2 separate regions of the Homo sapiens genome follow, and region 2 is linked to region 1. The links are chromatin contacts, found by Hi-C or POLR2A ChIA-PET in ENCODE. All regions are on one chromosome and are shown on one strand. The core of a region is the stretch at or near the end of the contact, and the rest is flanking DNA. Distances in the headings are between cores, read along the strand shown. Region 1 holds the start of SERPINB1 (serpin family B member 1). Region 2 holds the start of TGILR (TGF-beta induced TARBP2 interacting lncRNA).

Evidence for each region. A loop is a pair of places that touch in the nucleus more often than their neighbours do. ChIA-PET counts read pairs that join two places held with the same protein, here RNA polymerase II (POLR2A).
Region 2: a loop to region 1 is called in a map of gastrocnemius medialis, with 4 times the contacts of the local background. The contact joins the promoter of TGILR here to the promoter of SERPINB1 in region 1. A Hi-C loop is called at or near these places in 1 of 168 maps with a recorded cell type or tissue (gastrocnemius medialis). POLR2A ChIA-PET finds 5 or more read pairs at or near these places in 1 of 52 experiments (activated CD4-positive, alpha-beta T cell).

Annotation. Positions count from the first base shown.
Region 1 is chr6:2,837,896-2,843,773 of GRCh38, forward strand. SERPINB1 (serpin family B member 1) reads right to left here and starts at 3,968. Exons shown (of 7, transcript NM_030666.4): 1 at 3,917-3,968; 2 at 2,524-2,699; 3 at 654-791; 4 at 1-104. The coding sequence starts at 2,691. RefSeq lists a silencer at 3,863-3,912.
Region 2 is chr6:3,907,676-3,913,708 of GRCh38, forward strand. It overlaps TGILR (TGF-beta induced TARBP2 interacting lncRNA), which reads right to left and starts at 4,327. Exons shown (of 1, transcript NR_198974.1): 1 at 1-4,327. RefSeq lists a silencer at 4,057-4,254.

The DNA.
Region 1 (5,878 bases), core at 2,718-5,217:
TTGACCCACTGGTTTATGGTCTTCCTTGCATCTTCAGAGGCATGCTGAAAATCCACACTGGCCAGGTCAGCACCATATGTTTTCTGAGTCGAAACCAAGAACTCCTATTAAAAAAAAGGAAAAGGAAATATATATATAACTCCTACTACATATAGAAATTGTTTTCTAAAATCCCAAAAAGCAACAGAAATTGTCCTAAAAGGCTACAATTCCATGTAACACAAAATTTCTAACTCTTATAGTTTTTCTTATAGTAGTAAAAATCATTTAACATTAAATTTACGATCTTAGCCACTTTTAACTGTGCATTCCAGTAGTGGTAAGCCTAACCCTTATACTGTTGTTGTTATATAGAAATTACCACTCTTTTCTGAACTTTGACTAAGATTTCACAAACACTGATTGTACTCTTGCTTCAGTAAAACCTCCAAGAGCTATCTTTTCACTAAAAAGACTGTAACACAAAATCACCATGTCAATTAAAGTTTGCATTCTGTCGTGTTTGCCTTCCATATTGTTTTTGCCATGTTTGCCTTCTGTATTGTTTTTCTGAAAGTTTACAAATATTAAAACTGACCTCCATGACTTGATTGTGCTGGAAAATATCTGCACTGTCTAGTGGGGTTTTAGAATGTGAAGGGCAAAGTACTTACAGGAAGGAAATTGTAAGTTTTCTCTCCATATAATCTATTAGCAAGTTTCAGAATATAAGACGCTCCACGTTTGTTGATATCAGCATTCAGACTCTGGAATCTTGAATGAACCTCTTCAACCGTGTTGAAATGGAAAGTCTAAAATAAAGAAAATCTTCTTTCTACAACCATTTATTTTGAAACTATAAAGTGATTCCTTGGTGTTTCCTTCTATCACATTAAATTAATGTGTTTTTATTACTAATTATTGATGATCCCAAACCCAATACTTTATTAATTTGTCATTGCAGAACAAACAATAGGAAATCCAAAATTTATGGCTTCGTGAGACAGAATGTTTACAACTTTACACATTGCTTTTACATCACTCTTTGTTACACTTGCAGTTCCACAAATGTGGGTGGTTAAGATACTAAATATTTATATATAAGTCTGCCTTTTCCAAAGAAAATAATAAATGGTATGTTCATATTTATATTCTGTATCAAATATAATTTTACTGAAAGTTCTCAGAAATAAGCAGTAAAAATAGGATTCATCCTCTATTCAGAACCACAAAGATAGTACAGACTGAAGCTTTTAAAATTTTATTACCCTATTAACATCAGTAACTCACTTATTTTAAAATAACTTCCTTAAACTTAACATTCTGGCAAAAGTTTAATTCCCCATGTATCAGTTACAAATCAAGAGGCCCTTTGTGGTTTTATGAGACCTAGGCTGGTTCCTTTATGATTAAGACACAAAGAACAAAATTGCATAGGGTACGAAGTCCACATTACTCACCGAGATATGGAATGTTTGCACTGTGCCTATGCTCCATCTGCTTTAATGGAAATGGGGGAGGAGTCCTTAAAACTATTCTTTGCTGAGGTTTTAAAGTCCCTGGAAAACCTCAAGCTAGGAACTGATATAACCCTGCAAGAAGCAACTAACAATTAGTAACAGAGGTTTTTTTTTTTTAATGGATTTAAAAAAAACATTTAAAATGCTTTCATATCTAAAGTGATGAGTAATAGAAGTTTCGCAGCCCCTTGAACTTGAATCCCAGGCTGCACCTTGCCAAGGAACAGGTGCAGTGTAATTTGCGGCAGGTATGTTAGAAGAGCCTCCACTTTTACCACTCCTTTCTGCTGAGCTTAGAGAGAGAGAGCTAGAGTTCTCTTCTCAGAATTAAAGAGTACCAAGCACAGAAGTCCTCTCCATGTCCATTATGGACAAGAAGGAAGGCTGGGCATGAGAGTGACCTGTCACATCGCCAAGGGCTGGGTCCCGCCCCTGAAGCTGCGGGTCTCCCCCTCACCTCCCCTGCAGGGCGTGCTATGCCACAGCCCACTGAGCCATGCGCAGCACCCTGGGACTACAGAACCACAGGGTCACTTTTTCTCTTTTCCTTGCAAAAAAGCAATGCCACTATCTCCACTATAATGCATTCCCTATGTCTTATTCCTCTCATTATGCTTGAAAGTAGTGTTATATAACAGGCAATATTTATGAGTTGCATATCATCATATGCAAAGCAAAAACTGGAAGATGCTAGCTCAGGAGGATGTAGTATGCCTTTCAGGAAAGCTGTCAGATTCATCCACTGGAACAGAAGCCTCGCCCTGCAGGGATTTTTGTCAGCTTTGCTCACTGCTGTCTCCTCAGCAATACGAAAAACAGTTCCTGGTACGTGGTAGGTACTTAGGAAAAACCTGATGATGAATGGAAGCCTGCATACAAGTGTGACTTTTCTGAAAGTCTGATCTCATAAAAATACAGTTCTGAAAACACAAGGTAAGAGCTCAAAGGCACAACCTTTCCATGCAGACTGTCCATTCGTAGGGAGATGGGAGGAAAGCAGACCCTTTTTTTTGTTTCTGCTGACCTTGGACAGCTGTGCTGCCGTGTTACCTCTGGTCCCCAGAAAAACCATGGCCATAGCAGATGAAATGCTGAAGGGAGAGATGAAGATGTTTCCAGCCGGATTGTTCTCACTCAACGCCAGGAACAGGTCCAAGGCGAAGCGGGTGTTTGCTGAGCTCAGCTGCTCCATGGTGAAAACTGCAACACAGAACAGGGTCCTCATGGTGCCCACTGCCCACGCCAGCAGATTAGGCAGCACTATTTCTCCAGAAGCTTCCTCAATTTCTGCCAACCGCCCTGAGGCATCCTGGATCTTGTACTTTCTCCCCGCTTTTTTATTCCAGCAGGGCAAGAACACTTTCCCAGGCCCACAAATGTGGGACCATTCTGGCCAAGGACTCAGCAGTTATAGGGGATTTTAGGGCACCCAGGGTGCCCTAAAGGGCTCTGACCTTGCAGACAGGTGAGTCTGGGGGTGGGGCGGGGGTAAGGCAGGCCCCAGCTACCCCAGCTTTAGTGGGGTGGGAGGGCCCACCCAGCCCTGGGTCTTCCCAACCTATGTGTGGGAGCGCACGTGCTTCTGAGCCTTTGATTCAAGTCTCTGATTCATTGGGCAATGAATCCATTGCCTACCTTCACCTGAACTAAGAGCCTTCTATCAGAGACTCAGCTACCTACTATGCATTAAAACTCCAGCAAAGGTATCACTGTAATTATTATAATAATATAATTCTTCCTTATTTTTGAGGTTCAAAAGGTATGAGGTCCAGTGCCCACAGTCTCAGAGCCGGTGTAGGATGTGCCAGTTTGGAAACCCACCACAGTCCAGGGTCTGGCCGTGCAGCGTCCCATCCGCCACCCACTAGCCCATCTCGATCTCCACTCTCAGAGCCCTGATTTCCCCCGAGGACAGGCAAAGAAGAACCGTGCTGGCTGCTCGGCATGTAAGCACAAAGCTGATTTCTCCTTGTTGTGAAATCGTCTCTAGAATCGCACGGGGTTCCTCCTCTCTCTCCCTGCAGCTGCAGATAGGAGCCGCGGCCTGGCCCTGGGCTGCCTGGAAACCGTCACAAACAGCTCTGGGAGGAAGGGAATTCAGGGAGAAGGGACAACATTCTGATCTCAGGTTTCAGTCTTGCCTTCCGCCTGCATCTGTCGTCCTCCCTCCCTCCCTCCCTCGCGGGCTGGCCCGGCCTGTACCCAGGCGGGGGCGGGGGATCAGAGGTCGTCTGTCTCCGTCGGGGCGCCCGGAAGGGATGGGGGCGCGAAGCTGGCGGGGAGGGCGAGCGCAGGGAGCTGCGGGTCTGAGGGGCCTGAGCCTGGGGGGTGGGGGGTGCCGGGCTGGAAGCTGAGCGAGGGAGCCTGGCCTCTCCCCGCGCCCGCCCCCGCGCCACCGCTCCGAGGCCCGGCCTTACCCGACAGGCCGCCGAGGCACGCTCCGGGCTCCGAGCTGGGTGCGAGGTCAGGAAGGAGGCACCGAGGGCCGCTGCTCTTATAGCAGGCGGAAGCGTCACCCGGGCCAGCAGCCGCGGGCGGGGCGGCGGCCCTTCCCGGTGACTGCGTAGGAGTCCGAGCTCCCGAGGTCGCCTAAGTGCAAGCAGAAGTGAGCGTGGCTTCCGGGCAGCGCCCTCCTCAGGGGCGCGGCTTCTTTCTCAGTTCAAAGCCTTTCCCCGAATCTCTGGCAAGGACCTGAAAAGCTTTTTCTTACTAAGGTGTGAATGACTGAGACGACATATTGTGACACCTCTTAGAGGGCAAATGACTCCCTTTGAGTCCCATCTATATTGGGAGCTTTCTTTGAGAGAAGGAAGCAAATTTGGGGATCTTGCACAGGGAAAAAGAGGGGCCCCCAGAATCAGATGAAACAGAACCAGTTCCAAACACCTGCTCTCTGTTTCCAAGATGACAGCTTGCTGCTGCGTCCTCAATGGTGGAAAGTGGAAGGGCAAAAGGGGCCAAATCTCATGTGAAGTCTCTCGTATAAGGGGCCAATCCCATTCATGAGGAAGGTGCCCTCATAATCCAGTCACCTCCTAAAGGCACCACCTGTTAGTATTGCATTGAGGATTGTTTCAGCATGAATTTTGCAGGGAACACAGACATTCAAAGCATAGCATTCTGCCCCTGCCCTCCAAATTCATACCCCTCTCACATGCAAAATGCATGCATTGTATCCCAGTGGCCTCCAAAGTTCCAGTATCAACTTTAAAATGTAAGTCCAAAGTCTCACCTAAATATCTTCTAAATTAGAAAGGCATAAGATTCAAAGTACAATTCATCCTAAGTGAAATTCCCCTCCAGCTATGAGCCCGTGAAATCAAATAGGTTACAGGCCTTCAAAATACAGTGATGAGACAGGCATAGGACGTACATTCCCATTCCCAAAGGGAGAAGCAGGCAAGAAGAAAGGAGTATCTGGTCCCAAGTAAGTCCAAACCCAACAAGGCAAACAGCATTAAATCTTGGGGCTTCAGAATAATCTTCTTTGATGCTGTGTCCCCCATTCCGAGCACAGGGGGGTGGAGACTGGGTCCCCTAGTGTCCAGGGGATCCACTCCCATGGATTTGCCAGGTGCAACCCATGCAGCAGCTCTCACAGGTTGAGGTCTAGGCTCTCCCAGGATAGACTTGCATGCTGGTGGCTGGACAGTTCTGGGTTCTCAGGGACAGCCCTGTTCCCACAGCTCCACTAGATATTACTCTATTTGGGGCTCTCTGCAGTGGCCCCAATCCCACTGCTCCACTAAACATTGCCCTAGTGAGGGTTTTCTGCAGCAGCCTCACCTCAGTGACAATTCTCAGACTGGGCCCCCAGGGTCCCCAACACATCCTTCAAAATCTAGGTGGAGGTGGCTGTGTCTCCACAGTTCATGCACTCTGTGCACCTGCAGAGTTAGCATCACGTGGACTCTGCCAAGGCTTACAGGAAGGGTGGCCTGACAAGGGCCTGCATAAGCCACACGTGGGATGGTGGCCAAAGAGTGCTGCACCAGAATGTGGGGGGTGGGGGGGCAGAGACTTGAGGCAGCCCTAGGCAGCAAGCCCCAAGGTTCCATGGTGTCCTGAGTCCTCCCTTAAAACTATTCTGCCCTCAGGGTCCTGGCACTCTGGGACAGGGATGAGAATCCAGAACCAGTAACCTCAGAAATGCCTTTGGGTTCATTCTTCCATTGTCTTGATAAATAGCATCTGGCTTCCTTCTACACATACTCATCTCATTATCAAATGTGAACCTGGCAGCACTCTTGGTGTTCCCTCCCAAACATGCCTTTTCATTCTTTACATGGCCAGGCTGAGAATTTTCCAAAACTTTAAGCTCTGCTTCCCTCTTGATTATAAACTTCGTTTTTAATTCATTCTCTCTGCTCACATTTTAC
Region 2 (6,033 bases), core at 3,077-5,576, 1.1 Mb after region 1:
ATTCCTTTCCATTAATTCCAGACCTTCAAATAAACTCTACCAATTATCAACCAGAAAATGTTTAAATTTACCTATAGCCTGGAAGCCTCCCCACTTTGAGTTGTTCCGCCTTTTCTGAACCAAACCAATGTGTTTCTTAAATGTATTTGATTGATGTCTCATCCCTTCCTAAAATACATAAAACCAAGCTGTACCTCAACCACCTTGGGCACATGTCCTCAGGACTCCTGAGGGCTGTGTCACAGGCCATGGTCTCTCATATTTGGCTCAGAATAAATCTCTTCAAATATGTTAGAGTTTAACTCTTTTCGTCAACACACTGAATCTCAGTCTCAGCTGAGCAGTGTTTCAGTGAGGCGTTACTACACAGCTTGATATACAAACTCACTTAAGCAATTACTGATATTTAACCTGACATAATTTTTATCATTACATGAAGTAGTAGTAAAAGAGAGCAGAAGCTGGATTGCCCTGGGAGCACAGTTCAGAGTGGAGTGGGGAGCTAAGAGGATCCTAGTTCACCTTCTACCTTTAGGTCAGCTCAACTCCAAAGGCCAAAGTCCCAAAGACCCTCTCATTCACACTCGATTTGAAAATTCCTTTCCAAAGTAATTTTCTTCCACTTGCTGTTCTTTGAGTGCAAACTACAGTTTCGAATACAACCCCACACTTCAGCGATCCCACGTTCAGAAACGTGCATGAACCTCACAGACACGCTGTTGCATGAGTTCATTCAAGTGAAGTTCACAAATAAGCAACATCAATGTCAGTACTAGAGGGTAGGGTGAGCACCCTCATGGGAGCACAGTGACTAGAAGTGGACTAAAAGGGCACATCTGGGGCGCTGGCGGTGTTCTGGTTCCTAGTCCAGGTGCTTGCCACCCTCACGTGTTCACTTTCTGAAAATTCTTTGGGCTGACCCCTCAGGATGTGTGCGCTTCTCTCTATGAACGTTGTGCTCAATTAAAAGGCTTATTTAAAGAAAAATACAGTGAATCAAAAGCACCTTGAAACCTAAGCAAAGTTTTTGAAGATCATTCCCAAAGAGATTCATCGAGGGAGGGAGTGAGGAAAAGAGATGAATGAATGCAAATGATGATGCTGCTGAAGCTGCTGGTAGTCAGATGGCTGGGGAGGGTGACAGTACAGGTTCTCCATGGCACGCAGTCCCAACTCAGCTTTCTCATTTTCCAGCAGTGCTCACGCTTCTGTCATCTGCAGCTTCCTTCCACGGTGGCATCCTTAATGCCCTTCTGTGGTGCCCCTTTAGCAAATGCTCAAAGGGAATGTTGAAAATCAGGTCAGCTGTTTCCAAAGACACCCAGTGGCTTTTTTCCTGGCCTCTGAGCTCTGCTTAGCTGCAAGAAGAGACGCAAAGGGGCGGCACCAGCCCCACAGACGCAAGGATTGCTTGGGATAGCCCAGGGCTTCCACTCTCCACTAGGGCTGTGAATCTCTCACTGGGCTGCTGGTGAGGCAGCTCCACATGACTCAGGAAGACACTCTTGGGCTGCCCAAAGCATTTTAGGGGGCCTACCCAGCCTACAACAGGTGCAGCTGCCGGGCGACCCAGCCTGGCAGTCCTCAGGGCCAGGCCCTATGTTGTCTCCAGACACAAGGAGACATTTGAGACTACCAGGGTAACTAACTGACGCTCAGCTGAAGGAAGCTGACAGCATTGCCAGCCAGAGTCTTTATGGACCCATCGGTCACCATCTCTTGGATTGGTTTGCCATGTATACGGGCTTGTGTGCAAACACACACACCTATTCACCTGGTTCCCATGGGGATTTAGTGTAAAGTTCTGTGGATTCTTTCTCCCACTTACAAAGCAGCCTGTGTGCAGACGAGTGGACCTGGAGATCTGATGATTTACACTGGGACCAGCCCAGGGGAGGGAAAGCGGATCCAGGGACCCAGCTGCCCCTGAAAGAAAGGCTGTGTTTGCAGTGCTCGGGGAACATGTATGCATCTTTGTTTTGGGGACAAGGAAGGGAAGGTGACTTGCAAGGAGCCCTGTTGCCTAAGGCTTAGGGAGAAAACTGAGATTCGTTTTTCTGTTTCCAAGGAAAGAAAAAAATCCATCAAGCAAATGATTCAAGGTTCACCTCCCACATGCTCTCTGGATAAATTGCAGGATGGTGGTTTATATGCAGTATTGGGCCTCGCTCCTGAGCCACATTGAGCTACATATTAAGCACCACTACTTCAGTGGGATCAAACAGTCCTGTAAATAACAACCTCATAGCCAGTTACTGACATCAACTCCATCCACAGGCTTTGGGAAATTACCTCCAGCCACATCAGCGTATTTCTTTTTAATATCTCAGAAAAAGGTATGAAATTGCTCATTCCCAGCTCATATTACATTGACCAGTAATAGAAAGATACTGCTTTGCTCTGCATGTGGCAGAATGTGGTCCCCTCTGGCCCTGCCCAGCCAGCTCTGTGCCCCCGACCACCAACCCTGAGTGCAGAGCCCGTCTCTAGCCTGTGAAGTCTGTCTTTTTTTGGAGCCTGTAGCTTTTTGAGAGAATGACCAGGGGGCACTTGCTTTGAGTTGTGGGAGTTTTCTCCTTTGTTTGAAGGAAGGGTCCTACTGTTTTCTCTGAGGCCTGCTGCTGCCTTGGAGATAGGCTTCTTGCTTCTTAACAGCTAAGCAGTTGGAGAAAAACCAACGATTTCTTCCTTTCGCAGCAGTGTGTCTTCTCTGGGAAATTCAAAGCATAACTCTTGACAACAGTCCTGGATACCTGGTGCCCTGCACCCCCCTCCGTGGTCGTGCAGACACTGAATCCTCCCTGAAGCACAACAATCCTGCCCTAACTCCCTTCCACCCACCACCACAGGTGGCCAACTACTTTAAAAGTCCATAGCTCAACCATTTTTACAAAAACTACAGCTATTTGGAATTTCTGTGTTTAACCCGCATGAATTTGATATGTCTTCTCCAGACAAGGGAACTCTTTTCTCCTTCAGTGTGTGTGTGATAGGAATGACCTGAGACATAGAGTCAGAAGCCCTAGGTCCCAGCTCTGGCCCCACTGTGAACAAGCTGATTTCTCTGAACCATTGTCTCCATATCTGTAAAACGTGCATCCCCAAAAATGCCTAATTCAGAGAGGGCAATGAATAAAAAATATACTTGAAAAGTATGGGAGAATGCACCTTATAAATTCTAAAACCAAAATATGATATTACCAAACCATGAAACTTGGCCAGAAAGATGTAATCTGTTCTTATGATGAATTTAACAAATGGATTGCTGTGATTTTTATGGACCCGTTAATATGGTTTCCACAAATAATGAATAGCCAGTAGAAATTGATACACAAAGGATTCAAAATTATTGATTGGCTGTGCAGTGAGCCAGGGAAAGAAAGTGGCAGAATTTTTCTTGATTTATAAAGAAAAAATGAGGGAAGAAGAAAAGATGGGTGAGCTTAAGACAAACATAAGAACCTAACAGAAAGAATATGCACAACTTGGACTACAACAAATAGCTGGGAAATGAGTGACAGGAAGCAAGCTCACCGGCTACATTCTTATCTGGGTCACAATGGAAAGGATATGTCTTCTGCATCTTCACTCTCCCTCTCTGTCTCTGACTCCTATTGTCCACTAGGAAAACAAGCGCTGGAAGTCAAGAACTTTCTCAACACTGGAGCCCAGTGCCCAAATCCATGGCTGGCAGGAGCTGGACTTCAGTGGCCAGTGGCTGAAAGACCTGCAGGCCACTCTTGAGAAAGGGCATGAAGTGGCCTCAGACACCTCCAGTATCTCCTGTTCATGGGGGTCCCTGCTCTCCCAAATGGTTCAGATGCTTCAAAGTTTAACCAGTAGACATAAGAGGAATGTTCTGGAAGCCATTCAGCACTGTCCACAATGTCGCAGGATGAGCAGATCTGTCTGCTAGTAGAAGGAAATGCCGTTAGAGTTTGCTGACCTGAACCCAGATACCAAGTCAACCCAGGTCTTATCCCATCAAGTTGACATCCGCTCTACACAGATCAATGTTTGCAAGAATCATCTCTCTCTGCTCTCTCTCTTCTTCCTTCCTCCACATTACTTGCAGTCTTTTCTAGCCATCAGTTCTCCTGGAGGGTCCTGGCTCCACCTGGAGATCTACAGCAAAGTCCTAGAGGTCCTGCTGAATTTGCTTTTCCCTTTCTCTCCTTGTGGCAGAGCAGCGGCAGGAGAGCTAGGGATGTTCTCCTGCTATGCTGATGCTACTCACAGCAAAACTCCTTCGGTGTTATGCTAACAAGTTTCTGTCTCAACTCCATCTTTCCGCACACTCCTCTCCCTGCTAGGTGCAAGGAGGGGGAAAGAAAACAATCTCTCCCTATGCACTTTAAACATTCCCTGTGATGTGTCACCAGACTTTATCGCCTTTCAGGCACTAGTGAGTCACTTTTTGAGGCAGGGCCCCCGCTCTAATGTCCACAGAATCCCGAAGCAGAGATGCTGCCAAATTCACCCCCACTGGTGGCTCACTGCCAAGGAGAAACAGGAGCTGTCTTTTTTCAGAGGTCTTTAAAAATAGTGTAGGAGGCCAGGGGTACATTAAGTGACCTCTGGAGGTCCAGTCTGGGCTCAGGAAGTTCTGACAAATTCAAAAATGTAGGTTTTAAGAGACTTGGGGGGCTTTACACAACGAGGCCCTTTTTAGCATTTGCTGCTGCAGGCTGATGGGCTGAATTAATCACTGTTCCTCTAATCAACTAAGGAAAATGGTCTTTCCTTCAAAAACAGCTGTCAGCAATGACTATAAATTGGTTCATTTTATGCAGAAAGATGCCCTGTGATAGGCTGTCAGCCAAATGAATGCTGACTTCAATGTGACTTGAAACAGAATGTTGGAAGTGGCAATATATGAATGGAACAAAACAGGACAATGAAGCAGCATCTCCATAGTCACAGCGAGGCATCATGAAGGATATACAGGGAGTACATTTTGAGACTGACAAGCAAAAATCATAATCTTAACAATGTTGCCTAATGTTTAGTGAGCACTTATTATGTCCTAGACTCTACACTAAATATGTCATTTGTCTTATTCCACCTACCATTAAAATATTTCCGAGCAGGAGTGTTTCTATTGAGACCTGCCAGAACATTGTCAAAATCATAGGCCCAAAGAGCCTAGCTTGAAAGCATGCTGTACTCTAGCAGAGGGGCCTGGAAATGCACAAATCACAGAGACAAACACAAATCAGAGCGGCAGAAGCCACCTTGGTCTGAAGCTGGACTTAGGAGAAAAGGCTCTCCACTTGCTATAATAGGTCTTTAGACAATTTCACACCCTCCAGGTCTCTGGCAGAGCTTAGAGGCTAAAATTTTGTTTAAAAACAAACAAAAGCAGTTTGCCTTAAGTGGGCAAATGGAAAGGGAGATTTTTTACTTGCAAATAAGGAAATGATATTTAGTAATTTTCTAAGCATCTGTCTGTCCTATGTTTTGCTTTAGGGACCTATAACATTCCTCAGTGCTTGCCAATCTCTAGTTTGGAAGCCAAAAGACACTACCTCATAGGCAGTGAGTCAGCAAATGAGAGTGGGTGGGAAGCCAAGGGAGTAAGAATAGGTGGAAAGGGCTGGACAGACTCCAAATCCAAGCTCTGTCACTGACGAGCTTCAGGACTTCGGAAAAATTACACTAACTCCTTTAGCCTACCTCCTAATCTGTAAAACAGACATAACGAATGCTACCTTGCAGAGTCGCTGTGTTCATGAGATAATGAACATACATTATTCATTGCCCATGGATGTGCCTGCTACATAGTCAAGATTAACTCATGGTAACTATTATTTAAAAGGACCACTGGATCCAACTCCAAGATTTACTATAAAGCTATGGTAATGAAGGCAGTGTGGTATTGGTGAAAGAACAGAGAAAAAGATCAATGGAACAAAATAGAAAACCTGGAAATAGACTTACATAAATATAGTCAGCTGATCTTCAATAAAGGAACAAAGACATTTCAATGGAACAAAGGTCATCTTTTCAACTAATAGAGCTGGAACAACTTGT